Linked DNA regions of Mus musculus: region 2 is linked to region 1. Evidence: chromatin loops called from intact Hi-C (ENCODE). Cell type or tissue: gastrocnemius. All regions are shown on one strand. Each heading gives the region's core, and the rest is flanking DNA. Links, peaks and the distances in the headings are about the cores only.

Region 1 (4,328 bases), core at 1,082-3,581:
ATTTAGGGAACAATGAGTTGCTAAAGGAGGGAGAAAAGCAGATTAAAGCTGGAAGAGAGGGCCTTCTACAGAGAGTGCAGATGCCTGCAGTAGAGAAGAGGACAGAGAAAAGACAAACTCAAAGACAAACAGGTTGGTGAAAGGTGCATTTAACTGCAAATTGACCCTGGGAGCCAGCACTGGCCAAGGTGCTGAGAATAAGACTGTGGAAAGCTTAGCCCTAAGTCAGGCATCTTTATCACACCTGCTCCTTGCAAAGCCCAGGACTCACAGTGGAAGATGGAGCAAAGAGAGTGTAGGGGCCAGAGTTGGTGGATGACTCCATGGAAACAGTGTCATCTGGATACAGCAGGGCAGCTGCACATATGAACTTGCAGTGCCTGGAGCAGCATGCACAAGACCTATGTGCAAACTTGAGTCAGACCAAATCCCACCAGAGATGGATGCTGGGAATGAGATCTGTCTTAGTCAGGGTTTCTATTCCTGCACAAACATCATGACCAAGAAGCAAGTTGGGGAGGAAAGGGTTTATTCGGCTCACACTTCCATACTGCTGTTCATCACCAAGGAAGTCAGGACTGGAACTCAAGCAGGTCAGGGAGCAGGAGCTGATGCAGAGGCCATGGAGGGATGTTCTTTACTGGCTTGCCTCCCCTGGCTTGCTCAGCCTGCTCTCTTATAGAACCCAAGACTACCAGCCCAGAGATGGTCCCACCCACAAGGGGCCTTTCCCCCTTGATCACTAATTGAGAAAATGCCTTATAGCTGGATCTCATGGAGGCATTTCCTCAACTGAAGCTCCTTTCTCTGTGATAGCTCAAGCTGTGTCAAGTTGACACAAAACTAGCCTGTACAAGATCCCAACCTTTGGTGAACAGCTATTAGCAACAGATAGCTGCTGGGAGAGGAAGAGTTGATTTTCTGGAGAGTATTGCCCCTGGTGTGTTCTCTATGCCCCAGTGAACGGCTGGCCACACGTCCAAGAATATACAAACAGTAAAATGGACTTGATAGGGAAGGAAATGGGAGATGAAGTTAGGAAGGAATAGAGGGTATCTGGGTGGAGTGGGAGGAGGGAGGTGAATATGTTCAAAGCACATTGCACAAACAACCTCTTTTTGAAAAATATCTTCAACAATGTCTGGTGAAGATCTTTTCTGCCACAATGAAGTGCCTTGGTGCTGATGATATTGATAGAACTGATCACAGGGTCTCCAGTGGAGGAGTTAGAGAAAGGACCAAAGGGGTTGAAGGGGTTTGTAACCCCAAAGGAAGAAAGAACAACAGTATCAACCAACCGGAGCTCATAGGGTCTAAACCCCCAACCAAGAACCCAACACATGGAAGGACCCATGGCTCCAGCCACATATGTAGCAGAGGATGGCCTTTTCAGGCATCAATGGGAGAAGAGGCCCTTGGTCCAGTGAAGGCTCAATGCCCCAGTGTAGGGAAATGCAATGGCAGGGAGATGGGAGTGGGTGGGTGGGTGAGAGAGCACCCTCATAAAAGCAGGAGGATGGGGGAATGGGATAGGGGACTTCTGGGGGGAAATGCAGGAAAGGGGATTACGTTTGAAATGTAAATAAATAAAATATCCAATAAAAAATTGATATATAAAAAAAAGAAAGAAAGAAAACTATTTTTAATAAGTGGTTTGTTTGTGAACATGCCTGACTTTAGACGCTCTCAATAATTTCCACAAATACAAAAGTGTACAGAAATGTTATGATAACTGAAAATACTTTACAAATATTTAAACATTGAATAAACTTCAAGATAGTTTTTAAAGTGTTGGAAAAATAAAGAAAAAGATCCTTGACAGAGCTTTGACTTCTGAGCAAGCATTCTGAAACATACCGAACTGCCTAGCTCACCTCACAGCTAATGGTTCAAGGTCATACTTTATGAATTATTTTCTAGAAAGTGTCTTAAACCCAAAGCAAAAGCAAAATCAGGCACATATAAAATTTCTTCCAATAGCCAGCCTCGTAGTTCCTGAACACTGGCACTTACGTCTTCTTCTACACGATAAGGAAGAGTTCACTCCAGCATCTAAGTTCACAGAAAGCATTGCTGGAGATATTAAGTTACCCCAGCACAGAATGTAAACTACCAATAAAATGCTACAGGGGAGGAGGAAGAGGAGCGTCCCCTTCTGCCCTGGGGAAACTGAAAAATGCTCTGGAGAGCAGGGCTGGTGGAGCTGGATGGGGAAGAGGACGCACACCAAGCTGTCCTCTGATGATAATGTAGCCTCCTGCTTATGGGCACATGCTGGCTGCAAGCCTACAGGGATAGCACATGCCAGCCAAGGCCCTGGAGTATCCAGTGTGCTCTGTGATTGTGCTTCTAAATATACATTAGTAGATCAGCACTCTGGCTGAGGTTTGGTTTTTTGGGGGGCTTTTTTGGGTTTTGTTTGTTTGTTTGTTGGTTTGTTTTGTTTTAATTCAGGATTTAAACTATCCATGTATGGCAGATGCATAGAAAGTGAGGTGAAAAATCACCGGGAAATGAGCCTTCTGTCTGCTGAGGGGGACGATGGCAGAAGAGCTGAGCAAACCCCACAGGTGTCTCCTGGCAATGGACTCCTGTGAAAGCCATGTTACACAGCACGTTTGCTCCCCACGCGAAGTGCCCCTCTCTCACTTTCCCCCTTGTTATAATCCCACACACAGACTAGCCAAAAGTCTGCTCCAAACATCTGTTGTCTTCAGCTCCTAGAATTAAGTCTGGAGGGAAGGATGCTCCCATTGTATCTTTCAATGAGTGGAGCTGTGTCCCAACACAATTGCTTATTGAACCCCAAACCACCAAAATTTTAAAACTGGGCCGAATTTGGATGCAAAGTCTAAGGTCATTAAGGTTAATTGAGGTCGTTAGGGACCTAATCCACTATGACTGGTATCAGCAGAGATTAATTAAGACATAGACAGCAAAGATAAGCGTATATGAGGTCTCAGTGAAAGAATGTCCATCTCAACATGGCCAAGAGAGAGACCTCAAAAGAAACAAGCCCTACTAATCCTTTGATAGAGTTAGTGCCTCCATACAAAGAAGAAGTAATCTTCTTTTGTTTAAGCCCCTGTGCAGTGACACTTTGTTCTGGAAACCCCAACAATCTAATATTCTCCCTTTTAGGTCCTTTCCCCACCATCTCAAATCAATCTTACAACCCAGAGAGCTTTGCACTACAACCCAGGCCACGCCTCCCCCAGCCCTGTGCTCATCACCACTCCAGCCACTCTGAGGGCTGAGGGCAGAGCATCCTATGCTCAGCACTGGCTGACCTTGCTATAGAAACAACGTTTGAGGCAAGAAGACCAGAAGTTATAATGCTCATTCAAACTGCATGACTCCTTGACACTGAGGTAAAGACTTTACACAACACAAGCTTAGTCAGTTATGATTATCTTGATTTCTGTACTGATTTTATACAAATTAATATTTTGCTGGATCAGTGAGGGCGTGAATGTCAGCCTGAAGTCCAGACTTGCAGAAAGGCACCACAAAGCAAGCACAACTCATAGGAGAACTCTTGTATCTCTCTACTTCATGATTCATTCTGAGTAGATAAGCTTGGTGAGGCCATTCCAGATTCTCAGTTTCAAAGTGTCCATGTGCCCAGGGGTCAGTTCTTTTGTAGGTGGATACAGTGTAAAATACTTGAGGCAGTTTGCAACCAGAAAAAGGATCAAATATGTTTCATAGTCACTCAACCTTTACTTGTCTCTAGTACATTTTTTGACCAGTCCCATCAGGGTTTTCTCCTGTTAAAATCACCACTTGGCATATTTATCTGTTCACTTTAGCTGCACAACCTTCCTCCACAGCAACACATAACCCCAATCTAGTCATGAGAAAAGCAGCAAATAAACCCTGCTCCTCTAGTTGAAGAGCATTTGACCCAGTCCTTGGCCAGTTCTTTGAATATTTTCAAGCTCATCAAAAACAAGGAATATTTGGAAAATTGTCCCAGCCCAGGTGACAAGATACTTTATAAAGCCCAACCACCTCCATTTCTGAGAGTGCACAAAGAGAACCGATAGCCTATGACAACTCTCCTCTTAGCAACAGCAAGTCAGTCTGCAACAGCAGGGTCAAAGTACACATAGATAACCTAAGACATCCTACAAAAATAGATAACCTAGCCATCCTGCTTGTCAGGTGGTTTTGTCCCAATGTTTGGTTCCTGCAGATTACAAAGGGAATGCAGTTTTTAAAATATTACCTTGCTGACACAAGCTTGCTGTAACCACAATAAATACCCTGCACCCTGAGACTAGAAACTCTCACCTCTGACCCTCTTGAAGATAATGGTGAGAGTC
Region 2 (4,328 bases), core at 1,225-3,724, 230 kb after region 1:
CTCAGTTCCCGTGGGATTGGATTGGAGCAGAAGCTGTGTTCCACACACAAGAGGTCTTAGGATCCTGTGGGTGATCCTGTGTGGGTCCTTGCGGGTGTCTGGAGACTCCGAGGACAAGGGACGCCAGGTGCTGGAGTGGACGGAAGGGACTTGTGCAAAGATCAGGCTGGGTTATCTCGCCATGTTGGATTCTTATTCTCTAGAATGGTAAGTCAAAATAAGCTCTCTTCCTTAAGTTGGTTTTGGCCATGGTTGTTGTTACAGACAAAGAAAAGTAATTAAAACCTTAATAGAAACTAAAACCCCAGACTTTATTTAGATTTCCTTATTTTCCACCTGTATGACACTTAGGTTATTATCCTCAGGTCTCAGGGAACCCAAAGGCCACTTCTGATGCAAACACTTAAGAATCTTTATTACGAGTTCCAGAGCAAGGACTCTCACCACTATCTTCAACGAGGGTCAGAGGTGAGAGTTTCTGGTCTCGGGGTGCAGGGTATTTATTGTGGTTGCAGCAAGCTTGTGTCAGCAAGGTAATATTTTAAAAACTGCATTCCCTTTGTAATCTGCAGGAACCAAACATGGGGACAAAACCACCTGACAAGCAGGATGGCTAGGTTATCCATTTTTGTAGGATGTCTTAGGTTATCTATGTGTACTTTGACCCTGCTGTTGCAGACTGACTTGCTGTTGCTAAGAGGAGAGTTGTCATAGGCTATCGGTTCTCTTTGTGCACTCTCAGAAATGGAGGTGGTTGGGCTTTATAAAGTATCTTGTCACCTGGGCTGGGACAATTTTCCAAATATTCCTTGTTTTTAATGAGCTTGAAAACATTCAAAGAACTGGCCAAGGACTGGGTCAAATGTTCTTCAACTAGAGGAGCAGGGTTTATTTCCTGCTTTCTCATGACTAGATTGGGGTTATGTGTTGCTGTGGGGGAAGGTTGTGCAGCTAAAGTGAACAGATAAATATGCCAAGTGGTGATTTTAACAGGAGAAAACCCTGATGGGACTGGTCAAAAAATGTACTAGAAACAAGTAAAGGTTGGGTGACTATGAAACCTATTTGATCCTTTTTCTGGTTGCAAACTGCCCCAAGTAGTTTACACTGTATCCACCTACAAAACAACTGACCCCTGGGCACATGGACACTTTGAAACTGAGAATCTGGAATGGCCTCACCAAGCTTATCTACTCAGAATGAATCATGAAGTAGAGAGATACAGGAGTTCTCCTATGAGTTGTTCTTGCTTTGTGGTGCCTTTCTGCAAGTCTGGTCTTCAGGGTGACATTCAGGCCCTCACTGATCCAGCAAAATATTGATTTGAATAAAATCAGTACAGAAATCAAGATAATCATAACTGACTAAGCCTGTGTTGTGTAAAGTCTTCACCTCAGTGTCAAGGAGTCGTGCAGTCTGAACGTGCATTATAACTTCTGGTCTTCTTGCCTCAAACGTTGTTTCTATAGCAAGGTCAGCCAGTGCTGAGCATAGGGAGCTCCGCCCTCAGCCCACAGAGTGGCTGGAATGATGATGAACGCAGGGCTGGGGGAGGCGTGGCCTGTGTTGTAGTGCAAAGCTCTCTGGGCTCTAAGATTGCTTTGAGATGGTGGGGAAAGGACCTAAAAGGAAGAATATTAGATTGTTGGGGTTTCCAGAACAAAGTGTTACTGCACAGGGGCTTAAACAAACGAAGATTACTTCCTCATAGTGTGGAGGCACTAGCTCTATCAAAGGATTAGCAGGGCTTGTTTCTTTTGAGGTCTCTCTCTTGACCATGTTGATGGACATTCTTTCACTGAGACCTCATATCCTCTTATCTTTGTTGTCTATGTCTTAATTAATCTCTGCTGATACCAGTCATATTGGATTAGGTCCCTAACGACCTCAATTAACCTTAATGACCTTAGGCTTTGCATCCAAATTCGACCCAGTTCTAAAAATATTGGTGGCTTGGGGTTCAATAAGCAATTTTGTGGGGATATAGCTCCACTCATTGAGAGATACAATGGGAGCATCCTTCCCTCCAAACTTAATTCTAGGAACTGAAGACAACAGATGTTTGGAGCAGACTTTTGGCTAGTCTGTGTGAGGGATTATAACAAGGGGGGAAGTGAGAGAGGGGGCACTTTGCGTGGGGAGCAAACGTCCTGTGTAACATGGCTTTCACAGGAGTCCATTGCCAGGAGACACCTGTGGGGTTTGCTCAGCTCTTCTGCCATCGTCCCCCTCAGCAGCCAGAAGGCTGATTTCCTGGTGATTTTTCACCTCACTTTCTATACATCTGCAATACATGGATAGTTTAAATTCTGAATTAAAAAACAAATCAAAACCAAACAAACCTCAGCCAGAGTGCTGATCTACTAATGTATATTTAGAAGCACAATCACAGAGCACACTGGATACTCCAGGGCCTTGGCTAGCATGTGCTATCCCTGTAGGCTTGCAGCCAGCATGTTTCCATAAGCAGGAGGCTACATTATCATCAGAGGACAGCTTGGTGTGCGTGGATTGACTCTAGAATGGAGTTCTCTGGTTTGGTGACCCTGTGCTTTTTATTCTAGGCCAAGCAGTGCTGAGCAGCATGGAGACCGAACCCCGACTTTCTGTCTTTCCCTCCATCTCTTCCCCATCCCAGCCCTGCTCTCCAGAGCATTTTTCAGTTTCCCCAGGGCAGAAGGGGACACTCCTCTTCCTCCTCCCCTGTAGCATTTTATTGGTATTTTACATTCTGTGCTGGGGTAACTTACTATCGTCAGCAATGCTTTCTGTGAACTTAGATATTGGCGTGAACTCTTCCTTATCGTGTAGAAGAAGACGTAAGTGCCAGTGTTCAGGAACTACGAGGCCGGCTATTGGAAGAAATTTTATATGTGCCTGCTTTTGCTTTTGCTTTTGCTTTGGGTTGAAGACACTTTCTAGAAAATAATTCATAAATTATAACCTTGAACCAATACCTATGAGGTGAGCTATGCGGGTCGGTATGTTTCAGAACGCTTGCCCAGAAGTCAAAGCTCTGCCAAGGATCTTTTTCTTTATTTTTCCAACACTTTAAAAACTATCTTGAAGTTTATTCAATGTTTAAATATTTGTGAAGTATTTTCAGTTATAATAACATTCCTGTACACTTGTGTATCTGTGGAAATTATTGAGAGCATCTAAAGTTAGGCATGAGCACAAACAAGCATTCATTAAAAATAGCTTTCATATCTGTTATCATCAACACCAAGGAACTGCATTGTGGCAGAAAAAGCACCTTGGCCAGTGCTGGCTCCCAGGGTCAATTTGCAGTTAAATGCACCTTTCACCAACCTGTTTGTCTTTGAGTTTGTCTTCTCTCTGTCCTCTTCTCTACTGCAGGCATCTGCACTCTCTGTAGAAGGCCCTCTCTTCCAGCTTTAATCTGCTTTTCTCCCTCCTTTAGCAACTCATTGTTCCCTAAATATGTGGTGCTTTCTTTTTGAAGAGCCCTACTCAGTCTCATCTTCCCGTGGAAAATTCTGTACTTCAAAATCTTCCTTCTCTTCTTCTGAGCACCTATTCCCTCTTCACAGATCTCCCTAGCAATTTCCATGTTAAAAATCTCACTCTCTTGGAAATAGTGTATAAAACCAAAAACAACACAATTAATAACTTTCCATACACATGCTTGTTTTGAGTAAACTCCTTATGGCATCATGTTCGAAAGCTGAGTACTTCTGGTGCTCCCCCTTCTCATAAACACACACAAGAAACTGTGTTAACTTTGTATCTGGCAAAGTTTTCTCATCCTTAGGAAGCTATTTCAAGGAACGTGTTTTGTATCTTGCAGTTCAGAATCTCCCAGGACTGGGTTCCTATGATGCTCTGTCACTAGTCATTGTAGCCTTTGGGAAGACCGTGCCTCACACATGAGTCATTAGCTCCTGGGCCTAGAGACCCAATCTGAAGAACCTTCTCCTATCTTATAATGTAATACATTCTGCAGCTTGCAGATTAACAAGTGACCTGACAGTGAGTTAAGGAGGTTTATCAGCATTTGTGCACCTGCTGCATTCACACTAAAAGACCTGACATCATTAAAACTCTCTGTGCTTGTGAGAACAAGGAGAGATACCCATAGGTGTAGAAAAGGACACGACTAGATGTGGGCTTCAGGCTCATCTTTGGGAAGATGCGCTCATCTGTCCAGCTGTGCCATGTCCAGCTGTGCCATGTCCAGCTGTGCCATGTTCAGCTGTGCAAACAGCAATGCCAAGTGAGCTGCAGTTAGCTGATCTAATATGTAGGCTGAGGACAGAGGCTGGGCTGTAGAGAAATGATGTGAATGCCAAATATACTGGAAGGCT

Evidence for each region. Peaks named below come from ENCODE experiments on the same cell type or tissue, not always from the same donor. Only the 100,000 strongest peaks of a DNase experiment are listed, where the experiment ranks them.
Region 2: it touches region 1 in a loop (5-fold over the local background); 5 of 42 quality-filtered maps call a loop at or near these places.

The regions. Positions count from the first base shown.
Region 1 is chr5:4,389,237-4,393,564 of GRCm38, reverse strand. No RefSeq gene overlaps it. Among named protein-coding and RNA genes, the nearest start is that of Gm40261, 120 kb to the right of the region's middle. In gastrocnemius, for the core only: no CTCF peak of the experiment used is centred there; DNase peaks (open chromatin) are centred at 2,279 and 2,639.
Region 2 is chr5:4,159,871-4,164,198 of GRCm38, reverse strand. No RefSeq gene overlaps it. Among named protein-coding and RNA genes, the nearest start is that of Mterf1b, 30 kb to the left of the region's middle. In gastrocnemius, for the core only: no CTCF peak of the experiment used is centred there; a DNase peak (open chromatin) is centred at 2,441.